6 separate regions of the Mus musculus genome follow, and all the other regions are linked to region 1. The links are chromatin loops, found by intact Hi-C in ENCODE. Cell type or tissue: left cerebral cortex. All regions are shown on one strand. Region 1 has its middle 4.2 kb from the start of Hif3a. Region 2 overlaps Ppp5c (protein phosphatase 5, catalytic subunit). Region 3 holds the start of Selenow (selenoprotein W). Region 4 holds the start of Gm32630 (a long non-coding RNA gene). Region 5 has its middle 12 kb from the start of Pglyrp1. Region 6 holds the start of Gm25815 (a small nuclear RNA gene).

What was found. Peaks named below come from ENCODE experiments on the same cell type or tissue, not always from the same donor. Only the 100,000 strongest peaks of a DNase experiment are listed, where the experiment ranks them.
Region 2: a loop joins it to region 1, with 5 times the contacts of the local background. A loop is called at or near these places in 24 of 42 quality-filtered maps.
Region 3: a loop joins it to region 1, with 5 times the contacts of the local background. A loop is called at or near these places in 3 of 42 quality-filtered maps.
Region 4: it touches region 1 in a loop (7-fold over the local background); 28 of 42 quality-filtered maps call a loop at or near these places.
Region 5: it touches region 1 in a loop (5-fold over the local background); 8 of 42 quality-filtered maps call a loop at or near these places.
Region 6: it touches region 1 in a loop (9-fold over the local background); 22 of 42 quality-filtered maps call a loop at or near these places.

Annotation. Positions count from the first base shown.
Region 1 is chr7:17,064,096-17,069,095 of GRCm38, reverse strand. No RefSeq gene overlaps it. Among named protein-coding and RNA genes, the nearest start is that of Hif3a, 4.2 kb to the right of the region's middle. In left cerebral cortex, CTCF peaks have their summits at 2,276 (motif pointing left) and 2,477 (motif pointing right); a DNase peak (open chromatin) is centred at 2,477.
Region 2 is chr7:16,999,689-17,004,688 of GRCm38, reverse strand. It overlaps Ppp5c (protein phosphatase 5, catalytic subunit), which reads left to right. Exons shown (of 13, transcript NM_011155.2): 13 at 1-49. Among named protein-coding and RNA genes, the nearest start is that of Ccdc8, 8.3 kb to the right of the region's middle. In left cerebral cortex, CTCF peaks have their summits at 2,163 and 4,823 (motif pointing right); DNase peaks (open chromatin) are centred at 1,181, 1,985, 2,197 and 4,836; H3K27ac peaks cover 1,390 bases.
Region 3 is chr7:15,917,878-15,922,877 of GRCm38, reverse strand. Selenow (selenoprotein W) reads left to right here and starts at 507. Exons shown (of 6, transcript NM_009156.2): 1 at 507-626; 2 at 2,405-2,429; 3 at 2,520-2,573; 4 at 2,761-2,835; 5 at 2,932-3,030. The coding sequence starts at 598. The coding sequence ends at 3,015. In left cerebral cortex, no CTCF peak of the experiment used is centred here; DNase peaks (open chromatin) are centred at 462, 860, 2,055, 4,269 and 1 more place; H3K4me3 peaks cover 2,833 bases; H3K27ac peaks cover 2,748 bases.
Region 4 is chr7:16,928,925-16,933,924 of GRCm38, reverse strand. Gm32630 (a long non-coding RNA gene) reads left to right here and starts at 1,776. Exons shown (of 3, transcript XR_391181.3): 1 at 1,776-1,984; 2 at 2,965-3,042; 3 at 3,178-3,589. In left cerebral cortex, CTCF peaks have their summits at 774 (motif pointing left), 1,759 (motif pointing left) and 2,898 (motif pointing left); DNase peaks (open chromatin) are centred at 706, 1,747 and 2,884; H3K27ac peaks cover 1,649 bases.
Region 5 is chr7:18,870,500-18,875,499 of GRCm38, reverse strand. No RefSeq gene overlaps it. Among named protein-coding and RNA genes, the nearest start is that of Pglyrp1, 12 kb to the left of the region's middle. In left cerebral cortex, a CTCF peak has its summit at 1,923 (motif pointing right); a DNase peak (open chromatin) is centred at 1,997; H3K4me3 peaks cover 902 bases; H3K27ac peaks cover 654 bases.
Region 6 is chr7:16,949,334-16,954,333 of GRCm38, reverse strand. It overlaps Gm25815 (a small nuclear RNA gene), which reads left to right and starts at 833; the gene lies at 833-939. It also overlaps a transcript of Pnmal1 not described here. In left cerebral cortex, CTCF peaks have their summits at 2,834, 3,955 (motif pointing right) and 4,887; DNase peaks (open chromatin) are centred at 2,846 and 3,951; H3K4me3 peaks cover 687 bases; H3K27ac peaks cover 1,783 bases.

The DNA of each region.
Region 1 (5,000 bases):
TGCTCTAAGATCAAGAACCAACAAAGGGGACCTCATAAAATTCCAAAGCTTCTGTAAGGGAAAGGAACTGTCAATAGGACAGAAATAGCAACCAACAGCTTAGGAAAAGGTTTCTACCAACCCTACATATGATCGATATATACAAAGAACTCAAGAAGTTAGATTCCAGAGAAGCAAATAACCCTATTATAAATGGGGTACAAAGCTAAACCAAGAATTTTCAAATAAGGACTACTGAATGGCTGAGAAGCACCTAAAGAAATGTTCAACATCCTTAGTTATCAGGGAAATGCAAATCAAAACAACCCTGAGATCCCACCTCACACCAGTCAGAATGGTTAACATCAAAAACTCAGGTGACAGCAGATGCTGGCAAGGATGTGGAGAAAGAAGAACACTCCTCCATTGCTGGTGAGATTGCAAGCTTTTACAACCACTCCGGAAATCAGTTTGGCTGTTCCTCAGAAAATTGGACATAGTACTACCTGAGGACCCAGCAATACCACTCCTGGGCAAATACCCAGATGCTCCAACATAAAATAAGGACACATGTTTCACTATGCTCACAGCAGCTTTATTTATAACCAGAAGCTGGAAAGAACCCAGATGCCCCTCAACAGAGGAATGGATAGAGAAAATGTGGCACATTTACACAATGGAGTACTACTCAGCTATTAAAAACGATGAATCTGCCAGGTGTGGTGGCACACATCTTTAATCCCAGCACTTGGGAGGCAGAGGCAGGCGAATTTCTGAGTTTAAGGCCAGTCTGGTCTACAGAGTGAGTTTCAGGACAGCCAGGGCTACACAGAGAAACCCTGTCTCAAAAAAAAAAAAAAAAAAAAAAACGATGAATTCATGAAATTCTTAGACAAATGGATGGAACTAGAAAATATCATCCTGAGAGGTAACCCAGTCACAAAAGAACACACATGGTATGCACTCACTGATAAGTGGATATTAGCCCAGAAGCTCAGAATACCCAAGATACAATTCACAGACCACATGAAGCTCAAGAAGAAGGCAGACCAAAGTGTGGATTCTTCAGTCCTTCTTAGAAGGGGGAACAAATTACCCATGAGAGGAGTTACAGAGACAAAGTGTGGAGCAGAGACTGAAGAAAAGGCCATCTAGAGACTGCCCGACCTCGGGATCCATCCCATATACAGTCACCAAACCCAGACACTATTGTGGATGCCAACAAGTGCTTGCTGACAGGAGCCTGATATAGCTGTCTGAGAGGCTCTGCTAGAGCCTGACAAATACAGAAGTGCATGCTCACAGCCAACGTTGGACTGAGCACGGGGTTCCCAATGGAGGAGCTAGAGAAAGGACCGAAGGAGCTGAAGGGGTTTGCAGCCCCATTGGAGGAACAACAATGTGAACCAACCAGTACCCCCAGAGCTCCCAGGCACTAAACCACCAATCAAAGAAAACATATGGAGGGCCCCATTGCTCCAGCCTCATATGTAGCAGTGGATGGCCTAGTTAGTCATCAATGGGAGGAGAGGCCATTGGTCCTGTGACGGTTCAATGCCCCAGTGTAGGGGAATGCCAAGGCCAGGAACCGGGAGTGGGTGGGTTGGTGAGCAGAGAGAGTGGGGAGAGGATAGGGGATTTTCAGAGGGGAAACCAGAAAAAGGGATAACATTTGAAATGTAAATAAAGAAAATATCTAATAAAAAAAAAGAAATAGAGCAAAAAAAATAAAAGAAAACTGGAAACTTTTTAAATTCATCTACCTTTATTTTATATGCATTGGTGCATTGCCTGCATGTTTGTCTATGTGAGGGTGTCAGAATTTGGAATTATGGACAGTTGTGAGTTGCCATGTGGGTGCAGGGATTTGAACCTGGGTCCTCTGGAAGAGCAGTCAGTGCCCTGAATCACTGAGTCAAACTGAAAGTTTTAAATTACATTTATTTGCATATGTGTGTGAGACAGACAGGCAGGCAGGCAGACAGACAGATGAAAGAGAGAGAGATCATATATAAAAGTCAGAAAACAAATTGCAGAAGTCTGTTCACTCTTTCAACCTTAATTGAAGTGCTTGGTGTCAAACACTTTTGACAGCTAGGATATCTCTACAGAGCACCCTCCAAAGATCTTAAAATATAAAATCAATCCATTAAAAATATGTTACTGGGGGCTGGAGAGATGGCTCAGCCGTTAAGAGCACTCACTGACTGCTCTTTCAGAGGTCCTGAGTTCAAATCCCAGCAACCACATTGTGGCTCACAACCATCTATAATGAAATCCGATGCCCTCTTCTGGTGTGTCAGAAGACAGCTACAGTGTACTCACATAAATTAATATATATATACATGCATACATATATGCATATGTGTGTATATATATATATATATATATATATATATGTTGTATATATATGTTACCGATGTGAAGTATGCAATTATTCACAGCCAACTAGACAGGCACAGGCATCAGCAGAGTCATACCAACTCTGACCACCAGAGGGCACGCCAGGTTTAGTTAAAGCTCCATTGCTTGTGGGTTTGGCTTCCCAAACTCCTTTACATCCTTTTAAAGTATGGAGGACTCCTAAAGTAGGCCATATGAAATGGAGAAGTTGGGCATGGTAACCCACTCCCAGCACTTGAGGGTCAAAGGCAGGAGGATCAAGAGTTCAAGGTCAGCCTCTACAAGAGTGGTTCTCAACTTCTGAGTCACAGGAGGGGCAGGGACATCAAATGATCCTTCCATAAAGGTGGCATGTCAGATATCCTGAATATCAGATATTTATGTTACAATTCCCAACAGTATCAGAATTACAGTTATGAAGTAGCAGTGAAGATAATTTTATGATTGGGGGTCAGCATGATTGAGGGACTGAATTAAAGGGTCACTGCATTAGAAAGGGTGAGAGCCACTGATCTAGGATTTAGTGAGTTCAAGGCCAGCCTGGGCCAAAGTGATCACACACACACACACACACACACACACACACACACAAAGGAGCTTAAACAGAGATGCCCTGCATGGTGGATCCATGAAAATCCCATGCCAGGTGCAGGATACCTCCCTAGGGTCTGTTGGCTACAGGGTCCTTAAAAGCCCCAAAAGTGGTAGAGGCTTGTCATTAGCCACCCATGAGAACTAGACAATAAGGCCCTGCTGCAGAAGACACAGAGAAATCAAGCTGGAAGTGATATGGAAGCGTCCTTCCTGCTGGCTAGAGTTCACAGTGCTACTGGAAGGTGGTGTGCAGATCGCTGGGGGGGGGGGGGGGGGGAGTTATCAGTGATCTCACTCAGCGGTGGCCCTGCTTGCTGCGATACTGGCCCACAAGGCAAAGCGTGTGCAGCACTGCGGTAGCGCCATGAGTGGTCCAGGTGTAACCAACCACTTTCTCCTTGGATCTGAGACCCAATCCGTACCGTGGGATTCACAGCTGGTACTATAAGCCTAGCCAAAAATTTATGGCTAAGGGGTCATGGGCCCTATGGGAGAATTCACTACTGATGTTTTCTTAAACAAACATGTAGTCAAACTGCCTTCTTAACATTTCTGTTTATACTCACAGACTAATGCAGCTTTGGCAGAATAAGTCTCTTCTGGAAGCAGGCAACAGTTAAAGCAGAAATTGATAAATGCCCAAATAGCTGCAAATAAGGGAATGTTTAGTACTCAGACCTAAACAAGACATCTCTATCACCAAAGAAAAGGAGGTGATGGAAAGGTTGTAAGAACCAGAAGATAGGGAAGAAACCCCCAAAATGTTGGTTTCTGGAGCATTTTACGAGGTCATTGCAATCACGGACACTCAGCAACCATGGCTACCTGCACAAGACTTTCCCCCAAACAACCCCCAAAAGACATGAAAGCAGGAAGGGGACTCATTGGGAAAGGGATAGGAGTCAGCAAGAGCAAGAAGGGAATAAGAGAACTTAAAGGGGAGCTGAGTGGTGGTGGCGCACGCCTTCAATCCCAGCACTCGGGAGGCAGAGGCAGGTGGATCTCTGAGTTCAAGGCCAGCCTGGTCTACAGAGTGAGTTCCAGGACAGCCAGGGCTACACAGAGAAATCCTATCTCAAAAATCAAAAAAAGAAAAGAAACAAAGAAATCAAAAGAAAAGAAAAACTGAAAAGGAATCAGTTTGACACCAATCCATTGTGTGGAATTCTTTTAAAATTACATTTATAATAATAAAATATAACATCAGAGCAAGTTTCCTATCACATATCCGTGACCATGGAAACTGTCAGTGTACAGGGGGAGAAGAGTGAGGCAAGAGCATCTTACTAGTGTTATAAAAACAGCTTTGGAGAGCAATGAGGGTGGGAGGATCACTGAACATGCCCCAGAGCACCCCTCACAGACCTGCACATTCTATTTTGAGGATTTCAGCTCTCTGCTTTCAGTTGTGACCTCCAGTTAACTCAGCGCTCCTCAATGACAATTACTGTCAAGTCATTTTTTTATTATTGTGAAATATAATACACGCGTAGGGTAGTTGCTTTGCGAGCCAGATTGCTAAAAAGAACAATGGAGCTCAGACTTGGTGGTAGTGCCCCTGTCTCCTGCTTAGAATCCCCCAGTGAGGGGTTAGGGTGTGGCTCAGTGGCAGAGCCCCTGCCTAGAATGCCCCAGTGAAGGGCTGGGGCGTGGCTCAGTGGTAGAGCATCTGCCTAGAATCCCCCAGTGAGGGGCTGGGGGCGTGGCTCAGTGGTAGAGCCCCTGCCTAGAATCCCCCAGTGAGGGGCTGGGGGTGTGGCTCAGTGGTAGAGCCCCTGTCTAGAATCCCCCAGTGAGGGGCTGGGGGCGTGGCTCAGTGGTAGAGCCCCTGCCTAGAATCCCCCAGTGAGGGGCTGGGGGTGTGGCTCAGTGGTAGAGCCCCTGTCTAGAATCCCCCAGTGAGGGGCTGGGGGCGTGGCTCAGTGGTAGAGCCCCTGCCTAGAATCCCCCAGTGAGGGGCTGGGGGCGTGGCTCAGTGGTAGAGCCCCTGCCTAGAATCTCAATATCACAGTGAAGAGCTGGGG
Region 2 (5,000 bases), 64 kb after region 1:
ATGTTAAAATAAAATAAAGTCATTATTGTAAGTCAAACCTCATCTCAAACCCACCTCGACGTGTGTCCACCACGTACAAGCCCCTCCAGGGTGGGTACAGTTTGGTTCTGGGTGCCCCTCAGTGATGTGGACATCACAGGACAAGAGTCACCACAGAAGTATCGTCGGACCCCTGAGACCTGTGCAGGCTGCAGGCTGACCTCAGACCCCTCAGAAGCCTCTGTTCTAGCTGAGCTTTGCAAGGAAACGGCATAGTGGGTGGAGCATGCGGAGCCTTCTGAACCCTCATCTCCCAACAGCACCGCAAAGTCCATGCTCAGTGCTCTGGGCTCCCAAGCTGTCCTCAGCAGGGACAGCGCTCAGCAACTGTTCTGCTCTGCTGTATGCTCATGGGGCAAACAAGGCTTGGGCTGCCCAGAGAGCTAGTCTGCCCGAGAAGTTGCTGTTTCCCTGGCCTGGGAGTCCTCCGTTGCTACTGTTGGTTGAGAGGCCCTGAGCCTTCAGTTCAGTAGTGCTTGAGGAATTTCAGAATCCTATAACTGAGAATGTGGCCAGCAGGTGTGGCTGGTGTTTATTTCCAAGCTGGAAGGTGGATTATACTCAACCTCTCAGAAAATTCCATAGTCCCCGGTGCTCTGTGCAAACCCCTAGCAACCTGTAGGACTGCCCCTGTCTATAGCAGGTTCTTTTCTCCACACTGTGCAGGACATCTGACAGAAGCAGCTCCAGGGATGGCTGCTAGTCACAGGTGAGAAGACTGCGCCATCATTCAGGAAAGACCGTGGTTGTACTGGGTCAAGACTGCAGGAGCTTTCGTGGTCAGCTTCTCACAGGATAGAGGCCAGAAAGCAAAGAGAGAGATCTCAAGCAGGGCCAGCTAGGAACGTTCAAGGCCCACCCCTTAGTGCCCTGCGTCCTCCAGCTAGGTCACGAGTTTAGAAATCTCTACTCTCAAAGTCCAAGTTGGATCCCTGACAAAAACTGGAGAACTGACTCCATAAAGTTGCCCTCTGATCCTCACACAGGCTGTGGTAGACATGCCCCACCCCCAGTAATAACATACATCTTTTTTTAGTTGGGCTATGAAGTTTCTCTGTATGTTTGTTCAGACCATGAGTTTCCCATGATTTACTGATATAGAAACAGTGCATGCTGTGTCAGCGTCCTCTCAAGGCACAGAACAGGACATATGTCACACAGTAGGGGCTGTGTAGTCCAACAGTGGCCATCTGTGCATGCCAGAGAGCCTGAGAACAGGGCCTCAACAGTGTGGGCTAGTGAGTCAGCTCAGTGGGCAAAAGTACTTGCTTGCACCAAGACTAAGAGCCTGGGTTTGCTCCCTGGTGGGGAGGAGAGCCAACACTTCCCCATTTCCTCTCCTACACACACACACACAGTTGTCCTCCACCCCTACCTCCACACACTTTTTTTTGTTTTGTTTTATTTAAATGGAGGTAGACAATGTTTTCCTCTGAAAAAAGCTTGCTGTTTTATATCTGGATAGGCCACCTGCTGCCAGGGTCTTCAATCCTTAATTGATCTTCCCTGAAAATCATCATATGCCCAGCAAAGGAGTCCCAGACAATATGAAGAGCTGGGGATGTGGCTCAGCCATAAAGCACTTACCCAGGATTAACCAGTAAGGGCCTGAGAGGACAACAAAGTCCAGTGCCAAGACCGGTAGGAACTCCATCTGCAGGCTCCCACCTGTCCTCTGCCTTTCCCACATTCAACCCTGGGAGCAGAACATAGGTGGACTTCACCACACACCAGGTGAAAGAGTAAGTTTAGAATGGGGATTAGGGTGGGAGTGTGGGGAACACAGGCACTTGAAGAGGCAGAAGCAGGAAAATCGGGAGTGAAAGGTCATCCCCAGCTACACAGCCAGCCTGGTTTAAGGAGACTCTGCAAAGCAAAAGTTGGGAAGGTGCCACTCAGCCTGGGACTCCAGGTCTGACTCACTATCACCCCCTACTGTTGCTGGCGGAGTGAATAATTTCTAGACTGAAACCAAGTTGTAGGGAATGGACTTGGATCTACCCATCCATGCACAGTGGTTAAAAATGTGCCAGGGGCCCCTGGGTCACTCAGGCAGAGAAACAGTACTTTCCAGGTGTGTGACATGGGCCTAAAACGACTTGAGGAAGGAATGAAGGTCCTGGGGACAAGAGGTGACCTGCATCCCTAAGTCCCTGCCAGACTAGACTAGAATCCACCACCAGGTGGTGCTCCAGGACCACAGCTAAAAACCCACCAGCGATGGATGGCACTTCTCAGGGCACAAGCGTGCAGGGGGAGGTGGAGTAGCGTGTCCTAACCCATCCACCTTTGAGATGGGAGGAGGGCAGTTTACACCTGTTACAAAACCCATACAAGCTAATGTTTCTGTCTCACTAGTGATGTTCTATTCTGTTTAAAGCTCTAGCCCAGCTAGCCAGGGTATTATCATGTAACCCAGGCTGCTCAGAAACTTCCTATATAGTGGAGGATGACTGAACTTTTGATCCTACTACGTCTACCTCCAGTGTGCTGGTGTTTCAGGCATGCACCACTAAGCCTGGGTTTGGGGTAGCAAGATAGCAACAACTAGACTACATCCCAGTCCTAGATGCTCTTACTGTGAGCATTTTTTCCAGATGGGGAAATTGGCTCAGAGAGGGTAGATGACTCGCCAAGAGTCACACAGCCCTGAAATAGGAACCCAGTTTGGCTCATCTGATGATGGACCTCCTAAACTTGAGATAGGGAAACGTGGTTATGGGGAATAAGAACGAGAAAGCAGTCAGATGATCGGCCAGGTGAGCACAGATGCTTCCTGCCTGGTCTTGAAGTGGTCCCTGCACATACCCTCCCCCTATGGTGGTCATGGTCAAGGGTAATGAGGTAAGAAAAGAAAAAAGAAAAAAAAAGCTGCTGGTTAATCTTGGCTGGCCAGGGACAGCAAAGAATAAGAGAGCGCGAGGGACTCCACGGGACTTCGCACAGCATCTTCATCTTTAAGGATGGCTAAGAGACTGATTCCAGATGTGTACAGGCCTCAGAAAAAAGATGGAGTAGGGCTAGATGGCAGGAGTGAAGCCAGGAAGCTCCTCCAAAGATCCATCACCACCACCTCCTGTTCCCCCAAAATTCTCAACCTTCTTTCCTCAGCCTGGGTCTGGGAGCCTGAGCTCTTTCACTTTATTCTTGTGACAGTGAGTGGCAGCCAAACTCGTTCAGATGGAAACCGAAAAGCTTGGAACTATACCTCTGAGATGGATCCTCTGCCTAGAATCCTCCAGTGAGGGGCCGGCGGCGTGGCTCAGGGGTAGAGCCCCTGCCTAGAATCCCCCAGTGAGGGGCTGGGGGCATGGCTCAAGTGTAGAGCCCCTGCCTAGAATCCCCCAGTGAGGGACTGGGGGCGTGGCTCAGTGGTAGAGCCTCTGCCTAGAATCCCCCAGCATCTGGTGAGGCCCTAAGGTGTGGTTTCATGGAAGATTACTTGCCTGATATGCATAATACCCTGGGTTCCACTTTGAAGTCAATAGCTTCATCTTTTCAAAAGCAAGGAAGGTCAGGACCACAGGGAAATACAATTAGGTGTGTAATCAGTCTTAGGATAATGTTCAGAAATGGGCAATATTAATGTGCTCTTAGTGCAGGATTTTCTGTCGTTTTTTTTGTATTATTTACTCATTCATTATTTTAACAGTGCCTCATGTAGCCCAAGCTGGCCTCAAGCTCACTCTGTGTCCTGTCTTGCAATCCTGATCCTCTTGCATCATTTGTTACCATGCCAGACTATGCCCTTTGATGGCAAAGGTGTCCCCCATCATGCTCTTGGCCAAGCCCACATGAGAGCCTGTGGTTTCAATCAGTCTGAGATAGACAGACGTGGTCTCCAAGTCCCCCGCAGCCTATTAACTCATCAGTGCCATCCACTCATCAGAGGTGTCATCTACAACAGCAAGAAGAGAATAATAATGTGCTACTTAGCCTGTGGCCTCCGAAGTGTGATTTCACCCGCAGGGCAGGTGTCAGGTGCCTGGGGAGGCCAGTGCACAAAGCGTACAGGATGCCCTAGAGCTGGAGTTACAGGTGGTTGTAAGCCTCTTAGCCACTTAGGAGCTGAACTTAGGTCCTCTGCAGGAGCAGCACAACACTCAACTACTCAGCCATCTCTCTAGTCCTCGCCTCAGCCCCCCAGGTGCCAGAATCACAGATCTGCTTCATGGACCAAGTTTGACTTGTTTACTTGTCTGTTTGTCTATGTGTTTATCCATGCAGGGTATAGATATATCCATACTTTATCACCTGGGTAAGGCTGGCCTCGAACTCTTAAGCTCAAGTAATTCTCCTGCCTCAGTCCCTGGAGTAACTGGGTACCATTATGTTAGCTAAAATGTGATTTTTAAAATCAGGCAATAGGAAGTGAGGGGGTGGGAGTCCAGATTCTGAGTTGCTTCCTTGCCGGTCTTCATTTCGCTCCATAGGGAAGAGAGGAGATAGCACGAGGGAAGGGAGTTTCAACCCATTGCCCACACGACAAAGCTTGAAGAAGCTAGGACTTCAAGCTCCACAGTGCCCTACTCCAGGGCTCCTGGCATAACCGTCCCGGCCTGAAAGAGGATTTGAATGGTACCTGCTACGCCCAGTTCCCAAATTCACAGTTTGGGATTGTGGCTTCAAATTCATTTATCAGGAATCATCCCAACTTGGTCATGACTGCTGGTCACAAGACGTCCTGAGATGTCCCTCAGTGTGTCCATTTTCTAAAGCTGTCTAGAATGGCAGCCCTCAATCCCAAACCAGCCACAACCCAGAAGCCTGGGCTGCAGTTCTGACTATGGCCACCAGGTGGCGATCCAATCTGGCAGGTTCCCAATCAGGTGGCTGAGCTGCTTGACTGGACTGGGTGCCCAGGACAAGTTCAACATCTAACAGTACCAAAGTTATGCCTGGCCTCTCTGCATGCCAGGCTGAATTCAGGAGTCCGCCTAGCAGAAGTCCCTTGTGGGCCT
Region 3 (5,000 bases), 1.1 Mb after region 1:
AAGAGGGGTTGCATGGTTTTGGGGGTGCGCAGGGGGTCTGTCGGTGGTGAGACAGCTGGACCTAAAGCGCACACTGGGACTCCTAGTTTCAGTTTTCCAGACCTAAGGTTCATTTAGTCTGGTCCAGTTAGCGCTGGGGAGGAGGGATCCATCCCAATTGCCTGTCTCCCAATGCGTCGATTTCCCTGCCCTGCCCCTCTCAGCCACTCTGTAACTGAACTTCAGTCTCAACCAATTCTCTGCCTCGAGCCACCGCCCTGAGGACTGAACCATTATGGCATAGAGAAGGGACGGCGAGGGGCTCTCAGGTTACTGGTCCCAGAGACGCTGTCTATGGAGACAACCCCAGATATCAAGAGAACCCCAGATATCAAGATATCATGGAGTCTTGCGTTGAGGTTCGCGCCCCTGGCCACAGACCCCGCCGTGCTCCGGAACCTCGGTCCTCCCGTAGCTCTGCCCACTCTCCACCCCCGCACTTGGTTTGCTCTGACTCGTGAGGCAGTCGGCTGTGCGCACGGCCCCACGCTCAGAGCTTGAGGTCCTTGTTGCTTGTGGGTCGGGTCCTCGTGTTGTGCGGGGATGCGACGTGCAGCTATGGCGCTCGCCGTTCGAGTCGTGTATTGGTAAGTCCGGGTGACTGCAGTTCCCCCTTTTCCTGCTCCCGGCTCGTTGTGCCCTTTCTCTGCTCCCCAACCTTTGTGCCAGGAGACCCTCTCCCACCCTTTTCTTTGCCCCTCCCCCTATCTACCAGGGTCTGGTAACCGAGTACGATGACTGTATTTCAGACCCAAAGGGAGGGATTTCCAAGCGGGTGGGATGGAGGTAACAGAGACTTGAGCCCGATCCCTGGCATCTGACATCTGAGTGACATCTCACCAGTGAAAATGGAAACTGATACTTGGGGCCACTTTGAACACGTGACTCAGCGCTGAGGGGAGGGGAAGGGTAGCATCGGGTTTCTCTGGGGACCTTTCCTTCCCGACAGGCTGTTTCCCTTCCCCCTCACTGAGCGGCATGAGTTAGAGAATACAAGGTGTGGTGTAGTTGGGGGTTTACTCATAAGCGCTGTTGGGAGGTCTGGGGATGTCCCGTACCTGGATTGTAGTGTGAGTTAACAGTGGTCGCACCTCCCAGTGTGTACATGAAAAGGGCGAACTGAGTCACGGAGTGGTGGTGTTGATGCACACTTTTAATCCCAGCATTCGGAAGTAGAGGCAGGTAGATAGTTCCAGGCCAGCTAAGCTGCTTGTTAGAGGCAACCGGGGTGATGTAGTAAGACCCTGTGCCCCGAAAAGAAAAAGTAATATAGGATAGATTGTAGGGTGAGGGTGTAGCTCAGTGGTAGAGTGTTTGCATGAGATGCACCAGATCCTGGGTTCGGTTCCCAGCAATACAAATAACAAAACAAAAAACTCTTACTGGTTTCTGATCAGTGAGTGCCGGTGCTGTTAACCCCAGTTCTTTTCTGGCCTCAGTTTCCCCTTCTGTAGTGTGAAGGAGGTGATGATGTTGGTTAGTTACCTGCCAGCGCTATTAATTGTGCCCCTGCTAGAGGCAGGCGTAGAAAGACCAGCCATTTTCTCTTGATGACTTTTTCCTCCATCTGCATCTGATAATCAGCTGGCTTGCAGTAAGTGATTGAAAAGTGCTTGCTGAATGGATTCTGCACCCCTGAAGTCCATTGAGGGGCTCTCCAGCCATTCTGTCTCCATCTTACAGGGGAGGAAACTGAGGCTGGAAATGAGGCAGGGCCAGCCTGAGGTCCTACTACCGATAACCCTGTAACTTGAATCTGGGGTCCGTGGTCCACCTAGCTGGGTGTGGCCTCCTCCCTCCCAACCCCCTTGAGGGGTCTGATCAGGCCCTAGTTATCAGGATGTCTTTCAACAGCCTGCTTTGATAAATTGAGGCTCCCATGAGGCCACTGCACCAGATTCCAGGCCCAAAATGGCCTGAGGTAGGGGACATGGGGTTGGGGAGCTTATGTTTTGTACTGGGTGCTGGAGAGAGCTTGGATTCCTGAGTGACAGCCAGGCGGGGGAGGGAGTGGGTGGGTGAGATTCTACTGAGGCAGCATTTGTCCTAATTTACTTCCCTGCTTCCCTCCCCATTGGCATCTCTATGTGGAACCTGTGATCTCTTTGCCATCCCGCCTCTCCATCTTGGCTCTTTTGTTTGGGGTGGGCTTTCTATGTATCTTCGCACTGTCGCACACATCTCTCTGTGTGATGAGCACATCTTCCCCTCTTTTGAGGGTCTTTGTTACCTCTGCGTTCTCATCTGGATCTCTGTCTCTCTTTACCTTCATCGCACTGCTATTGCCTGCCTCCCTTGGGTACCTGTCCTGCCTTGGATCCATGCTGTCTTGGTGGGCTGCGACAACCCTGGATTCACCTGACAGTGGAGCTTGAGGCTATAAGCCCAAGGTGAGTGAAGTAGGTCAGGGTGGGTAGGGTAGGGGGGTTTGCTGGGCCTGGCTGTGATAACCCCACCCCCACCCTGTACCCTGTCTCCAGTACCTCCAGCTCAAGGAGAAGCTAGAACATGAGTTCCCCGGATGCCTGGACATTGTGAGTCTTAGAATGGGCATAGGATCATGACGTGCCTTGTTTGTCCCTTGGGACTGGGAGGCAGTGGGAATGGGTTAGGCCAATCCTCTCTATCCTTTTGCCCTATGTTCTTCACTCCCTGGGATGTGATGGAGAAAGTATCCCAGAGAGGTCATCTTAGCCCCGTCTTAATGCCTTATTTTCTCAGTGTGGCGAGGGGACTCCCCAGGTCACCGGGTTCTTTGAAGTGACAGTAGCCGGGAAGTTGGTCCACTCCAAGAAGGTAAATCCGAGTCCTGCCTCGTGGGGGTTGGGTGGGGTGTCAGTGTGGGTTGGTCGGTGTGTGGAGATTAGTTCAACTCTCTTCTCTGCCCCTCAGAGAGGTGATGGCTATGTGGATACAGAGAGCAAGTTCCGGAAACTGGTGACCGCCATCAAAGCTGCCTTGGCTCAGTGCCAGTGAGCCCTAGAGGCAGGGGTAAGGGAGACTGTTTGGGGGGGGGAGGGTGCCACCTTGCGGTGTCGTATCTTTCCCTGTGTATGGACTCTCTGAGTGGAGAGTGGGAGATGGCCACATCCCAGGGGTCCCTGGAGCCAGGAGGGTTGGGTGTGATACTTGGTAGGTTGCAGAGTGGTACTGGGGAGGGGATGGGGACAGGGGTGGGGGTGGGGGCAGGGGCTTGCCTTAAGTGCCCTTCTTGATTCAGGAATGGAGGATGCTAAGGGAAGTTGGGCTTGGGTTGAGGACATTGCTCCGTCGGTAGAGTGCTCACCTACCATGCGGGAAGCTCAGACTTCCGACGCCAACACATAGAGTAATGCAGGGGTAAAGTGACTTCCACCTATAATCTTAGCACCAGGGGAGGGATTGAGTGAGCATCTCTAAGGCTGAAGCAGAAGGATTGCCACGAGTTAGAAGCCAACCAACCCGGACCTCAGGAGACCGTGTCTGAACAAAACAAAACAAAACAAAACAAAACAGTGAGGCTGGAGAGTTGTCTCGGTGGTCAAGAGCACTGGCTGCTCTTGCGGAGGATGTGGGGTCAGTTCCTGGTATTGATAAGGTGGTTCCTAGTTATCTATAACTCCAGCTCCGGAGGAGCTGACAACCCCCTCCTGACCTCTGAAGGCACGGCACACACATGGTGCACAGACATACATGCAAACACTTCATACACATACAGAAACAAAACATGTAAGAATCGACGTGGTGGGAAAAGCCTGTGACCCCACCATTTTGAAGGTAGAGAGGCCTGAGGAACAAGCGTTCAGAGTTACGCTTGACTCCACAGTGAGCTCGATGCCAGCTACAACCGTGTCTCTTGCCTGGGTCCAAGTCCCAGCACCATGTGACGGTCCCCAATGCTTCCTAACTCCAGTTCCAGGGAATCTGATGTGTTCTTGTGACCTCCATGGGCACCAAGCGCTCAGGTTCTTACAGGCACAACACTAAACACGTAAAATAAAATGAAGAAATCTAACAGCAACAGGGGCTGGAGAGATGGCTCAGCGGTTAAGAGCACTGACTGCTCTTCTGAAGTTCAAATCCCAGCAACCACATGGTGGCTCACAACCACCTGTAATGAGATTTGACTCCCTCTTCTGGGGTGTCTGAAGACAGCTACAGTGTACTTACATATAATAAATAAATATATAAATCAATCTTTAAAAAAAAAATCTAACAACAAAGTGCTAGCAAAGAGCCCTAGCAGTTTGGCCCTGGGTCACCTTTGCCCCTTTGATATGACCTGGAGCCATGCCATGTGGGAGCAGGCCAAGGACTTGTGTCTAACCTGATGTCTTCTGGAATACAGCCCTGTTCCCTCTTCACAGCACATTCTTAGTTTTATTTTATTAGTACTGGGGATTGAACTCTGCCTTACACATGCCCTACCACTGAGCTATGCCCCCAGCCCCTCACTGGGGCATTCTAGGCAGGGGCTCTACCACTGGGCCACGCCCCCAGCCCCTCCCTGGGGGATTCTAGGCAGTGGCTCTACCACTGAGCCATGCCCCCAGCCCCTCACTGGGGGATTCTAGGCAGGGGCTCTACCACTGAGCCATGCCCCCAGCCCCTCACTGGGGGATTCTAGGCAAGGGCTCTACCACTGGGCCACGCCCCCAGCCCCTCCCTGGGGGATTCTAGGCAGTGGCTCTACCACTGAGCCATGCCCCCAGCCCCTCACTGGGGGATTCTAGGCAGGGGCTCTACCACTGGGCCACGCCCCCAGCCCCTCCCTGGGGGATTCTAGACAGGGGCTCTACCACTGAGCTAGCTGAATTTTCATTCTTTTTTTTTTTTTTAAATTTGAGACAGTTGTGTCAGGTTGGCTTACACTGAGAGGGGAGCCTTGGGTTTCCTTTGGTTTTTGTTTTCTCGCCAGTTGTTGCAGATGTGCTCTAAACTCAGCCTTCTTCACAACCAGGCAGTATGAGGGGGCCCAGTCC
Region 4 (5,000 bases), 140 kb after region 1:
TAGGATCGGGAGTTTGGAGGCAGAAGGATGGGGAGTTTGAGGCCAGCTGGGGTTACCTGAGGCCCTGTCTCGAAAGGTAAATAATTAAACAAGAAAGGGGGCTGGTGAGATGGCTCAGTGGTTGAGAGCACCAACTGCTCTTCCGAAGGTCCTGAGTTCAGATCCCAGCAACCACATGGTGGCTCACAACCATCCGTAACGAGATCTGACTCTCTTTTCTGGAGTGTCTGAAGACAGCTACAGTGTACTTACATATAATAAATAAATGAATAAATAAATAAATAAATAAATAAATATTTTTTTAAAAAATTAAACAAGAAAATGAACAAATAAATACATAAAATGAGAGTGAGGTGAGCTTTCCCCTGCAGGTGTTTGGGGAAGGGTGTACCATTTTGCATACCGAAATTGGCCAGGACACTGTTTATGTAAGTTTGTCCTTGACAGAATTATTGGAACAAAAGAATCTGAGATTCTCTTAGAAATTGTTGTCAGCTCTGAACAAAAAGAACACCCCACCCCCGAAGGCTGAATGCTGATTGGTTGGGTCTCTATTATCTGTTGCTATGGTGACAAGGGGTTAACCCTCACCTCTATTTTGTAGAGAATAAATACCTGAGGGTTTCTCTATGAAATCAGGAAAACGGTTTTGTCTCTCCTTCAGTGAGATTGGGAGGACGAGAGCACAATGCTCTTCAAGATTTATATTTTAAGAAAATAGAGGTTGTTGTCTTATATAAATTAGCAATGTGGCGTAGATTTAAATCCTGGTGATGGCTCCCAAATGCAGAGCGCCGTCTGGTGGTCAGTAATCAAGAGCCATGAGCATATTATGTGTTACAAAGGTGACTCCCCTCTCTATATGTGTGTGTGCGTGTGTACGTGTGTGCGCGCGTGCGTGTGTGTGTGTGTGTGTGTGTGTGTGTGTGTGTGTGTGCAGGACACAGGACAATTATTTTCAGGAGTTGGTTCTCTCCTGTCATGGATTCTAGGGGCTGAACTTGGGTAGTCAGTCAGCCTTGGCACTTTGCCACTTTCCTGACATCTTCACCCTCATATTTACATAAATAAACTCAGCAGTAAAGCCCTTGCCTAGAATCCCCCCACCCCCCGTGAGGAGGCTGGATGAGCCCCTGCCCAGCACACATTAGCTCCTGGATTTCATCCCCAGTAACACAAAAACAAGTAAAAATTTAACAATTTTACTTTTTCCTTTCTTTATTTTCACTTGTTGGTTTCATTTTAGTTTTTTCACAGGGTCTCACTCTGTAGCTCAGGCTGTATTAGAACTCACTATGTAGCCCAGGTTGGCCTCAGAATTACAGAAATTCTCCTGTCTCTGCCCTCTGAGGATTGGCAGCACAGGTAGGAGGTGCCATGCCCAGCTTTATCTCCTAGTTTATTAGGGCATCGAGGTATCTGTGGTTCCCTCCAGGGGACAGCTGGCACTGCAGGTACTTCAGTGTGAACCTCCACTTCCTCACACTATCCCTGCAAGTCTTACTGTGTGCTGGACACCAGTCACCTGAGTCTCCCGGTGACTCTTCCCAGTAGCGTCTCACGAAGTGGTCAGAAAATGGGTGACACAAACCAAGTTTTCTTGTAATCTGATCCTATTCCTGACAACCCACCCTGTTTCCTGTATCCAAGTTTTGGATGCTGTCGTTCCAAATTGCATTCAAAGAGGCTTAGGCCCCAGAACGACCTTCTAACGCTTGGGAGGCAGGAAGATGATCATAAACGTTACCATAGCGCCACCTGGTGGTCAACTGAGGTAAGCAGTAATTGAGAGAGAAGTATGTGATTGGGTTCTATGGCCCAGAGCCTGTCATCTCAGTCATTCAAGATGTTGAGGCAGGAGGATAGAAACGCCCGGCCTACATATGTAGTGATTTCGACATCGTCCTGGCCCGCTTTTGAGGATGCAACCTAAAAACTAAAAATGAAATTGAGCATGGTGGGTCCCCGCACGCAGGAGGCAGAGGTAGGTGGATCTCTGTGAGTTTGAGGTCAGCCTGCTCTACACAGTGAGAGTTCCAGGACAGTCAGGGCTATGTAGAAAGACCCTGTCTCCAAAAAAGGGACGGGAGCCTCCTCTATTGCTCAGTGAGTGACGGAGCTTGCTGGGCAAACCTGATGGCATAAGTTTAGAACCTCAAACCCATAACGGAAGGAAAGAACTGACTTCAGTAAGTCATTCTCTGACTTCTAGATATTTGTCATGGTACACATCGATACAGAAAGATAGATAATAGATCGATAGATAAATAGATATGGAAAAACACTTATTGAAAAAATAAAAGTAAGCTGGGTGGTGGCGCACGCCTTTAATCCCAGCACTCAGAAAGCAGAGGCAGACAGATCTCTAAGTTTGAGGCTAGCTTGATCTACAGAGTGAGTTCCAGGACAGCCAAGGCTACACAGAGAAACTCTGTCTCAAAAAAAAAAAACTTAAAAATGAAAGCAAAGGTATGAGAGATGTGGCTTAGTGGTGTAGTGCATGCTGGAATCAATCCCATCATCTGAAAAAAGAAAATAAAATAAATGAATAAAAATTCTTGAAAATACAGTTGAAAGGAGTCTTGTGAAGTTCTAGCACAAAATGTTACTATAACCTGAAACTAATTGCCACCCTGAATAAGCTGATGGTTTAACTGGCTGTCTGCCTTCATCTGTTGCCATGGTGATAGCCATTATGTCTGATGCTGTTAAAAGGAAGACCTGCTTTTTAAGTTTTCTTTCACCAAACCAGAAGGGGATCGTTGGTTCTATTTTCCCACAAACAGAATAGAACCCAAGGTCTGTGCCTTTGACCCAGTTTGGGGTCAGGGTTCTATCAACCATGGTAGAAATTAGTTAGGAGAGATGGTAAGAATCTTCACCAGAGAGCCCTCTAGTGGCACATGAATGAAGTGCAGGGCTCTTGGATGTCTATTTCCAGCCTTGCCTGTCTGGGCCCTGCAGGTTCTCCATGGTTCTCCACTGCAGTCCTAGCAGAGAGATTAAGTCTCCTGCCTGAAATCACACAGCCAAGAATGAAAGGTATGATGATTTTTATATATAAACCCAGGTCCCGGGGAAAGGAAGGGAAAAAATGGGAAAAAAGGGAAAGAATAGGGGGACACACCCTGCAGGATGAGTAATTTGCATTTTTAATTTGCATATCTCTAATTGCAGTGTTCCAGCAAGAACATATTGTGAAACACTTGGAAGGTAGAGGCAGGAGGATCTCTGTGAGTTCCAGGCCAGCCAGAGATACACAGTGAGACCCTATGTCAAAAACAAGCAAAAAGAACCGTGTGGCAGTTAAAAGCATCTGCTGTTTTTCCAGAGGACCCAAGTTCCATTCCCAGAACCGACACCAGGCATCTTATCCACCTGTAACTCCAGCTCGAGGGCATCCAATGTCCTCTCTGGGCCTCCCTTGGCATCAGAGCACACATGGAACATACACACAGTAATGTACACACAGATTTAAAACAAAATTTTAATACTGTACTTATTTGTTTTTTAATTTATTTCTGTGGGAAGCAGAAATGGACATGTGCTGCATACCCACACTACAGTGAGGCCCAGCTCACTGTAGCAGTGCCATGCCAGGCTGGTGATCCTGCATTCCGTAAGAAAGCAGGCTAGTGGTCACAGTGTTTTATTGCAGCAATAGAAACTCTAACTTATTAAATCTGCCAGTGGTGGCGAACGCCTTTAATCCCAGCATTCGGGAGGCAGAGGCAGGGGGATCTCTGAGTTTGAGGCCAGCCTGGTCTACAGAGTGAGTTCCAGGAAGGCTATTTTAAAGCTGGAGTTACAGGTACTTGTAAACTCTCCAATGTGGGTGCTGGGAACAGAACTTGGGTCCTACAAAAAACAAGCAGTATCTACACGTAAGCACTGAGCCATCTCTTCAGCCTCCTTAAAACTTGCTTTTGTTTTGTTTTCCGAGACAAGGTATCACTGGGTAATCTGGGCTGGCCTCTAACTCAAAGATCCACCTGGCTTTGCATCCTGAGTGCCAGGACTAAAAGTGGGCACCACCATGCCCAGAATATTTGAAAACTACAACTCAATAATAAGAAGACAGCCTGATTTTAAAATGGGTAAAAGGCCAAGTAGTGGTGGTGTATATCTTTAATCCCAGCACTCTGAGTTTGAGGCCAGCCTGGTCTATACATTGGGGACAGCAGGGCTACACAGAGAAACCCTGTCTCAAAAATCCAAATAGTAACAATAAAATAATCGAGGGCTGGCTCAGTGGTTGGAAGCACTGGCTGCTCTTCCAGAGGACGTGGGTTCGATTCCCAGCATCCACATGGCAGCTCACAACTGTCTGTAACTCCACTTCCAGAGGATCTGATACCCTCACACAGACAAATGTGCAGGCCAAATACCAAAGCATATAAAGTAAAAATAAATAATTAAAAAAATTAAAAGATCAAGAGATTTGAGTCAACCTTCTCAGAGTTGTGCAGACAAGTCCAAGACACACACAAAGTGGGGCCAATACTATTAGTTATTAGGGAAATAAAATCCAAACAATGGGCTATTGCACCATATCCTCTAAGGAGGCTGTAATTAAAAGGAAAGATGGGGCCTGCCGGCACACCTTGGTTGGTAGAATGCTTGCTTAGGGTTCACTCCTTGGAGTCCATCCTAGCAATAGATATAGTGACCTCAGCACTTGGGAGGTGGAGACAGGATCAAGCATTCAAGCCAATCCTTGACTTCACAGTGAGTTCGAGGCCAGTCTGAGCTGGGTGAGAGTCAAAAACCAAACAATAAAACAAAATAGCAAGATTTGCAGATGTAAGAACAAAACAAAACAAAACAAAACAAACAAACAAAACATGTGCCCCGGGGTTTCAAAAAGGACCTGTCTCAAAGGAATAGACAGAGTGTCAGTGGACTCTTCTGCGCTCTTCAAGGAACACAGCTGGTCACACACTCAAACACAGTTGCACACATACTCACACAGACATGTACACACAAAGGAAGAAAGGAAG
Region 5 (5,000 bases), 1.8 Mb before region 1:
GGAGCGAGAGCTCAGGTCCTATGCTTGCACAGCCAGTTGTGCTGTCTCGGCTTTCCGTTTTCTTCCCCAACTTCTTTTCTTTCCTCTTCCTTCTGCATTTCCTTGTCTTCCTGCCTCTGGGATATGGCTCAGTGGTAGAGCCCCTGCCTAGAATCCCCCAGTGAGGGGCTGGGGGCGTGGCTCAGTGGTAGAGCCCCTGCCTAGAATCCCCCAGTGAGGGGCTGGGGGTGTGGCTCAGTGGTAGAGCCCCTGCCTAGAATCCCCCAAGGAGGGGCTGGGGGCGTGGCTCAGTGGTAGAGCCCCTGCCTAGAATCCCCCAGTGAGGGGCTGGGGGTGTGGCTCAGTGGTAGAGCCCCTGCCTAGAATCCCCCAGTGAGGGGCTGGGCGTGTGGCTCAGTGGTAGTGCATCTGGTTTCACATGGGCACTGCCAGGCTTTTGCAAAAGTAGGAGGACATTTCCACATTAGATCCAACACCACATAAACCAGGTAATTTGGTCCGTGCCTGTAATTATAAAGCCACAGGAGGTTCACACGTTCAAGGTCATCTTTGGCTGTGTAGAGGGAGTTTGAGGCTAGTCTGGGTTACAAGAGACCCTGTCTCCAACAAAAACACACAATGAATTTCTTGTGCAGCAGACCACAGCTCTCTTGGGAGTCGGCACAGGAAGGAGGAGTGTAGGGTATCAGGCACCTTTCCCAACATCTGGGAGACTTACTTAATAGTAGGCTTTCCTTCTTCTTTATTGAGAGAAGGAACTTGCTCCTTGCCCAACCTGTGTACCACACAGGTACTTCCTAGGGCTGTTTTTACCCTTACCTTCAAGATGCAGGCATCTCTGTTTAAAAGCTTTCCTACCCTCCCCTGCTTTAAGGATGAACGACCTGGTGGGGTTGAAGTTTTTGTGGGTTAAAAATTTGGCCCATTGAGAGATGGCTGAGCAGGTATGAGCACTTTTTGCCTTTGCAGAGAACGCAGGTTTGATTCCCAGTACCCACACGGCAGTCTACAATCATCTGTAATCCTAGTTAATGCAGGGGAGCCTCTCCTCCTCAACTCCTGGGCACCAGGCATGCACCAGTGTGGCACACCTACACACCTACAGGCAAAACACTCACACACATCAATGCTTTAAAAACAAAGACAACCTAAAATATTCCAGCTTCCTAACTTACAGCCCACCTGCTTCCTTCTGTTCGAATCCCCATTCCTCTTGTCCCACCGTGGGGGGAATCTTTGGGTACCCCACCAATTGTGCCCCTGCTCTCTTCATACCCAGAGACAGGGAGCTTTCGGGTTTCATCTGACCCCCCTTGCTTACTACTTCAGGGAAGCAGCTTGTACAGGCTCTGGAAGGAGGCTAGCAGCTGCTAACTCCATGTTGGGTCTTGGGTCTTAGGGTCTTGGGTCCGATCCAAAGTGGGGGCACACACATCCTCTGGGTTCTTTTTTTTTTTTTTTCAAGACAGGGTTTCTCTGTGTAGCTCTGACCGTCCTGGAACTCACTCTGTAGACCACGCTGGCCTCGAACTCAGAAATCCGCCTGTCTCTGCCTCCCAAGTGCTGAGATTAAGGGCGTGCGCCACCACTGCGCCAGCACATCATCTCAGGTTTGAGCTGAAGACAGTGAATAACATCCCGTATCATTTACTGAGCATCTATTCTGTGCTCCAACCACCTGTTAAAGGAACAAGGGCTGTGAACAAGAGAGGTTTCTATCTTCACAGATCTTAGTGGTTGAGAAAAGATACAACTAAAAAACAAAACAAAACCAGGGACTACTAATAAAAGAAATGTTATATTTCACACAATTACCCTGGCTGCCTGGAAGCTTCAGAATTCTGGGATCATTATTACCTTTGACCTCTGGGATTTTAGAGTGTGTGTGTGTGAGGGGAGTCACGATGCACAGGGTTACCGCAGTTCTCTCCTTTGTCCACCAGAGGGTGCCATGTCCCCATTTTTACCAGCGTACGTAAAAGCAACCGCTGAACCCATAAGGTTTCCTCCCCTCCCACCCCCAGCGCTCCTTCCTGTCCTGCCTTCTGCCTCCCTACCACTCTCCCGCAGAGCAGATCACTTCTGTTAACAGCAGAGGCAATCGCAATCATTTACCAGCGGTATAGACTTTCCTGGGTTTTAATTGTTAGGATGGAAAGCACTGGAGTGTATGTGGGAGGGGCCCTTGCATTTCATTCCCAGGGCACTTAGGGACGACTCACAGAGGACTTGGGGGATGAGAGTTATGAGAGCGATTTTGCATCTTTGAAAAATCAGTCTGGCTCTTGTTGGGAAACAAAGGAAAGTATGTGAAGCTACTGATGTTTTTGGAGGAAACATAACCATGGAAACTTTTGAAAGCCAGCTCGCTTTCATAAGGGAAGCCAAAATTAATGTGGCCATCCCGTGAGAAGATGCAGAAAGTGACTAGGTTTGTGATGCTCCTGCTGGACCACTGGCGCTAGCTCACCTCAGTGTCCCTCTCTTACCAAAGCTTTTCAGCTCCTCCTTGCTCTGTAGCTGATGGTCCTGCCTTTGCAGAGCTCTGCTTGTCTCCGTGGGGGCTTAGCCGTCAGGATGCTGTCCTCCGCTAAGGGTCCTGGAAACATACAAGCAGGGGCAGGTATTTAATGCACAACACGTAACTGTGATATGAAAACCAGATTATCAGTGTAAGATTTCTGAAGCGGCTTAAAAGGAAGAGGCATCTGACCCTGAAGAGTCGGGTCGGGACCCCCCTTTCAGTCATGGCGACGGGACATTGTCCCATACACGTGGGTGGATGAGAGAACACCTGCAGGAAAAAGATGTGACCCTGTCTATGACCCTGTATAGGAGAGGAAATATCTCTCCCTCTCCCCCTCTCCCCCTTTCCCCCTCTCCCCCTCTCCCCCTCTCCCTCTGCGTGTACTCCAGTAGTCACTCCCTTTCAGATTTACTTTGCCTGCCCGCAAAGGGAGCTGGGAAGTGTAGTCTTTTTTGTTTGTTTGTTTGTTTTAAGGAAACTATCAATCAGGGGATTTGCCTCAGCTTTGAACTCAAAACTTAAAGGGCCAGGAGGCAATAGGGGGCGGGACTTGTAAGCGTAGTACTGGGAGGAAAAGAGGGAGGGTGGGCTGTGATCCAGATGTAACTTGAATAAAAAAGTAAATTATTAAAAAAAAAAAAAAAGACTTCAAGGGCTGTGGATATAAACTAAGAAAAACCTATTTGCTCAATCCTACCTGACTTCGGGCTAAGATTGAGATCAGCCTGACCCTCTGGTATGCTGGTACTTTATGGGTACCATAACTCTCTGGCGATCACTCTGCTTCTGCCACCCTTTCTGATCAGTGATGCCGCGTGGTTCCACAGCTGTGCCCTGTTCTCATTAAAAGTTCATACCTGTCATGCTTACTAACAGCCATCACAGCTACATCAAAACGGGAGCACCAGACTTGTGGTTGTCCCTTTATAAGCCTCTTGCTCACTCAGTTAGGGGCCACCTCTTTAAATAAGTAGTCACAGGAGTGTCCCCCAGCAGGGTCTGTGGCTCAATAAAAAATTTCAAATTCCTAAAAAGTTTGTCCTGGTCTTCTCTTGAGTGAGAACAGCCTGATTACAACAGATGGCATAACTTAAAAAAAAAAAAAAAACCAAGATTTTTATGTCAGGTGTGTTGATGCCTTTCATCTCAGCACGAGGGCGGAAATGGAGGTGGGTCAACAATCAGGAGTTCAGAGCCAGCCTCTGCTAGCTAGTGTGTCTGAGACTAGCCTGGGCTACATTAGAGTTTGTTTCAAGAACAAACCAAATAAAATGTTAAACACTCACAAAACAAACAAACAAACAATTATTACACGCCATTTAAATTATATCAAAATGCATCGTAAAAAAAATTCTTAGCTCCTTAATGAGCCAGCTAGCAGGGAGGAAGAGAGCTTCCAGCTTAGTTCTGACTTGAGGTCACTGTGTCCTGGACATGTGGTATTCTCAGCAGTAGGGTCTAACCTGGTGTATTAGTCAGGGTTCTCTAGAGTCACAGAACTTATGAATAGTCTCTAAATAGTAAAGGAATTTATTGATGACTTACAGTCGGCAGCCCAATTCCCAACAATTGTTCAGTCGCAGCTGTGAATGGAAGTCCAAGGATCTAGCAGTTACTCAGTCTCACGCAGCAAGCAGGCGAAGGAGCAAGAGCTCGAGCTAGACTCCCTTCTTCCAATGTCCTTATATTGTCTCCAGCAGAAGGTGTAGCCCAGATTAAAGGTGTGTTCCACCACACCTTTAATCCCAGATGAAAGGCATAGCCCAGATTAAAGGTGTGTTCCTTAACTCGGAGATTCAATCTTCTGGAATCCATAGCCACTACGGCTCAAGATCTTCAAACCAAGATCCAGATAAGGATCTCCAAGCCTCCAGATAAGGGTCACTGGTGAGCCTTCCAATTCCGGATTGTAGTTCATTCCAAATATTGTCAAGTTGACAACCAGGAATAGCCACTACAATCCACCCCTTGTCAACTTGACACAAATAATATCTCATGTTCACATGAAACAATAACAAGGTTGTAAATACGCCTAACATGATATAACTATCCCTCGTACAATCGCAAACGCATTAGTAAATTTACAATGGGCATTCATATTACTTTATAATCCTCGTTTCTGCAACTGGTTACGTGGCCTTAATTGGTATTTATAACTACCTTCCTCTACTACCCATTCTGTATTTCCTTCACCTTCAGCCAGCACCTCAGCAGGTCTTGGCTCTTTTCCTGGAGGATTGACCCATACCTTCATTCCTGATGGGTCTGCGTCCTTTGTCATCCTGCTTGGATTAGGCTGTTGTAGTTTCCCATTGACTTTAATCACAGGACATGGTAGTACTAAGAGACGCCCTAAGGGATCTCCTGCACTCCAGACATAATCTTGCTTACCACCATTGTGAAGAGGTAATCCAATTTCCCCATGGTAATCTGGATCTATCACCCCTCCTAACACTGTTATTCCTTTTTTAGC
Region 6 (5,000 bases), 110 kb after region 1:
CATGGTAATTGTTACCCAATCTCTCCAGACCCTCTCCATCTTATTTTTCAGACAGTCTTTTTTTCTTTTCTTTTCTTTTTCTTTTTTTTTTAGTTTTTGTTTCAATTTTTCTATTTATTTATTTTTTGTATTTATTTGATTTATATGAGCACACTGTAGCTGTGTTCAGACACACCAAAAGAGGGCATCAGATCTCATTACAGATGGTTGTGAGCCACCATGTGGGTGCTGGGAATTGAACTCAGGACCTTTGGGAGAGCAGTCAGTGCTCTTAACTACTGAGCCATCTCTCCAGCCTGACAAGGTCTTTCATTGAACCTCTACCTCACTAATTCAGCAAGGCTGGATGCCAGCAAGCCACAGGGATCTACTTCCCAGCACTGGGATTGCAGGAACACGATGCCAGGCTTTTCCAAGTGCTGGAGACTCAACTCAGATCCTCATATTTATGTAACAAGCACTTTAGCATTAGCCATCTTCCCAACCCTTAAAACTGTTATCAAATGACCACAAGTTTAGGGTCACCTTCATGGTTACAGCAGCCAAGTACACGCTAAAACCATATCCTAGAATGTTCCTCAGATAAAACCATGAGACCCAACCGTGTAAAAACACATTTTTAAGAGACTCGTGGGGCTGGTGAGATGGCTCAGTGGGTAAGAGCACCCGACTGCTCTTCCGAAGGTCCGAAGTTCAAGTCCTCACAACCACCCGTAATGAGATCTGATGCCCTCTTCTGGTGCGTCTGAAGACAGCTACAGTGTACTTACATATAATAAAAAATAAATAAATCTTTAAAAAAAAAAAAAAAAAAAGAGAGAGACTCGCGAGCGTGCTCGCTTCGGCAGCACATATACTAAAATTGGAACGATAAAGAGAAGATTAGCATGGCCCCTGAGCAAGGATGACATGCAAACTCATGAAGCATTCCATATTAGAGAGAGAGAGAGAGAGACTTGTGAGCGAAATGCACAAAACACAGATAGGTTTCTCTCATTTGTGACGGGCTCAGGGCGTGGCTTGGTTGTAGAACCCCTGCCTAGAATCCCCCAATGAGGGGCTGGGGTTGTGGCTCAGTGGAGGAGCACTTACTTAACGGGTATAAAGTTCTGCAATCTATCTGCAGCACCACTAATAATAATAATTATTATTATATATTACATAATAATGATAGTATAATATAATTATATTTTATTATATATTATATAATATTAGTGTAATATTATTAGTATAATATAATTATATTATTATTACTTCAAAATATGAGCCAGAGTTAGGAAGATGACTCATTAGATAAAGTGTTTCAAAAATATAGGGAACCAAGTTCAAATCCCCAGCACCAGTAAAAACATATGTGGAGGAACACATCTGTAACCCCCTCCTAGGGATGGAAGACAAAGATAAGTAGATCACTGCACAGCCATTCCAGCTGAAACTGGGAGATGCAGGTTCAGGGAGAGAGCTTATCTTACAAAGCAAAGTGGAGATATTTGGAGGCTGAGTCCCCTGCCTCCACTTCTTCAGCATCACGTTGCTTAACTACCACAGTGGGCTTAGGGCTTTATCTAAAGGCTGTGCAGCCTGCCTGGCAATAGGTCCTACTGATCCTCCCAGCCCCGTGTTCTAGCAGTGAGTGAACCTCTGAGGATTGGTTCATCACCAAGGCAACAGGCTCTGCCACTTCTCCAAGCTTCCCCACCATTGACAGACTGAGATTTCTCTGAACCTATAAGCCAGTATAAAGCATTTCTTCCACAAACTGTTTCTGGTATTTTTGTCACGGCAATGTAGAATAAACTAATAGTGAGATGTGGTCCGTATTTTGTCATCTAAGGAGGTGCAGGTGGGTCCTACAGGCCCAATCCCAAACAGTGACTGACTGGCACCTCTGCACTTTTAGTTTTGAAATCATCAGGTGTCCAGGGAGAAAACCCCAGAAGCCAGACTCCACTTCGGCCTCTGTCCATACCAGCCCTGTCGCCTCTCACTGTCGCAAAGATAAAAATTACACAGAACACACAAAAAGAGAGCTGTCGCCACAAAACTGCAGAGACTTCCTGGGTTCCCCAGTTCCTCCTTCTTGCTTTTGGAGGGACATACTCCTTTCCTGAACAAGGAGCCAGGGCAGGGTAGAGCCGTCCGCCCACAGGAAGCTCCTTTAGTGCTCCATACAGCCCAGTATTTGCATAGCTTCTAGAGGACATGGCTAAGCGGGTGCTGCATGCCATTAATCCCAGGACAGATGCAGGGGGATCTCTGTGAGTTTGAGGCCAGAGTGAGCTACACAGCTAGAGCTACATAAAGAGTCTGTCTCAGAAATAATAAATCTTAAAATGAAAAGGCTTCGTGGGTAGTTCTATTGTGTAACCCGGAGCCAAGCAACAGATCCCAAGGTATGGAGAGACTTGGACCCCAGAGTTCTTAGACTGGCTGCGCTTTACAGTCATTGAGTAGCTTTTGGCAACAGATTTAGGAAATCCATCCCTGAAATGGCTCGGCAGATGCAGGGTGGGCCCAAGAATGTGCATTTCTCACAAATTTCAGGAACCAGTGAAGCACCTAGGCTTAGGCCATTTTTTTCTTTTTTTCTTTTTTCTTTTTTCTTTTTTCTTTTTGTTTTGTTTTTGTTTTTGTTTTTTTCGAGATAGGGTTTCTCTATATAGCCCTGGCTGTCCTGGAACTCACTCTATAGACCAGGCTGGCCTCGAACTCAGAAATCCACCTGCCTCTGCCTCCCAAGTGCTGAGATTCTCTGGGCTTCAATTCCATTTGCAGGGGAATATATGGTGAGCGTGTGGTTGAGCCCGCGATTTCTGTGCACCCCCTCGTGGTACAATGGGGTCTCTGCAGCTCCTGTGAGTTGGCGTCTCACCCTGTGGAAGGGGAGGAGCCTGCACTAAGGACCCTGGTCCTCTGTAGGCGCCTCTGTAGGCGCCAGACCTTGGATCCCGGAAGGGGTGACGTCATAGTCCCTAAAATCTTCACTCTCCCTTTATTTCACCTACCCACTACCCTAGGAATCTAGAGCGCCTCTGTCCTTGTCTGAGGCGGCCGAGGGACAGGATAAATGAGGAGCCAGGCAAGGACACACATCCAGAACATCTGAATGGGCCACCACATGTCCAGCATCCTCTTGCTAAATTCCGGTTACTAGAATTCTAATTATCCATCAGCCCTGCTAGATCCAGGTGGCCAATGGTTTTGATTTATTTTTTCGTTTCATGTTTGTGTTTGCTTGCTTGCTTCTGTGTTCTGTTTACACTGTGTGTAAACACATACACACACACACACACACACACACACACACACACACAGAGCAGCATGAATGCTAGAAGTACCCTGCGGAAGGGGAGGAGCCTGCACTAAGGATCCGGGTCCTCTCACAGGTGTGTGTGTGTGTGTGTGTGTGTGTGTGTGTGTGTGTGTGTGTGTGTGTACATGCTCGAGCTGGAATAGAACTTAGAACATTATACCTACCCCAAACTCCTCCATGCCTTAGGCCCATTGAGAGCTGGGTCTCGCTTGGTTTTGATACAGGGATTTGAGTAGCCCAGGCTGACCTGGAATTACCTATGTAGATGAGGCTAGCCTTGAACTAATCCTCCAGCCTTCTTCATTCCCTGAGTGAAGATGTGTGCTACCACATACATGATGCTAAATGGTCTCTCGGTGACACTGCTTCCCCAGTGTTCAGCTCTGACCTTACACGCTGATGGACTCGGTCATTTCTCTTGTCTTGCTGTGTAACTTCCCTCCGGCATGTGCCTGCCTCAGACCTCTGTCGCCTCAGCTGTCCTCAGGCTTCTGCCTTGAGGGCCTTTTCCAGCCAGCACTCCCGGATATCTAACACATAGATCTTGTCCTTATCTAAAGAATTCTTTACCTGTGGCCCCTTCCAGGATCACTACTGCAAGAGGTCCAGAAGGAATCCGCATTGCGCAGCCGGTGCTGTGGTTGCCTTTTCCGCCGCCTGAGGGCAGCCTTGCTCCACCCACCTCCGCCATTTAGGGCTCACTCAGGTTGCCCTGCTCCTCCAGCAAGGAAGAGCTGAGGGTCTGAAACCTTCCTCCTTGCCTCGCCCCCCTACACACCCCCCCGGCCTTAGTGCCTCCACTCCTCAGCTCCTTGCTCTCCTTTTTTCGACCCTCAACTCCCTCCGTCCAGAGACCATATGGTTCCTCGTCAATGCATCTGGGATCTGGTTCATCCGTTGCGACCGTTTAACAAACAGCCAATCGGCACGACGCTGCTAGCAGCGCACACATACGGGCGATACGCACTGGGGGAACAGGATATACCCACTCCCACTGCTTGGATCTGACTCTGAGAGACTCTGCTTTCCCTCCACCCCATTCATCCCCCTTTCTGGGGCCAGGTATGACCCCAAAAGCCCAGCTCCAAAGTTCTTTGGCAAGGCCGCTGAGTTTGAATGGGGCACTGGGGTTGGAGAAGGCAGCCGCTCAATCCTGAAGGCTGCAACAGAAACAGCCACAGGGACGACACAGCCTCTGGATGGTCTTCAGTAAAATCACCTCTGAGTTTGGGGGACTCCAGACTCCAGGCTATCGGCTTCTCAGAGGTACCTCCCCCAGCCCAGTAAGAGAGCCATATTTCATCTTTGATCAATGTACCCATCCTCTTGCTGATCTCTAAAAGAGCCCATTGTGTGTGGTTGACACACAAATGTGCCAAGGGGCAGTCAGAGTCCTGACTATGGGAAGCGTCATCAGGGGACCCTTCCTTGAGAATGTGACATCTGAAGAATTCTGAGGAAAGACAGTCCAGGCAGCAGGAGCAGTCATGCAAAGGCTCTGGGTAGGAGCATGCAGTATTTCCTAGGACCTGCAGGATTGGAGACACAGAAGGGATTATGAGGCAGAGATTGGAAGGGATCTCCTGTGTGGACCTCAGTGACAGAGAAAACGTTCAGAGGCCATGGGGATGTCCTATGCCTACAATGAGCAATGTGGTCACACTGGCCATGTGAAGCACCTGAGCAG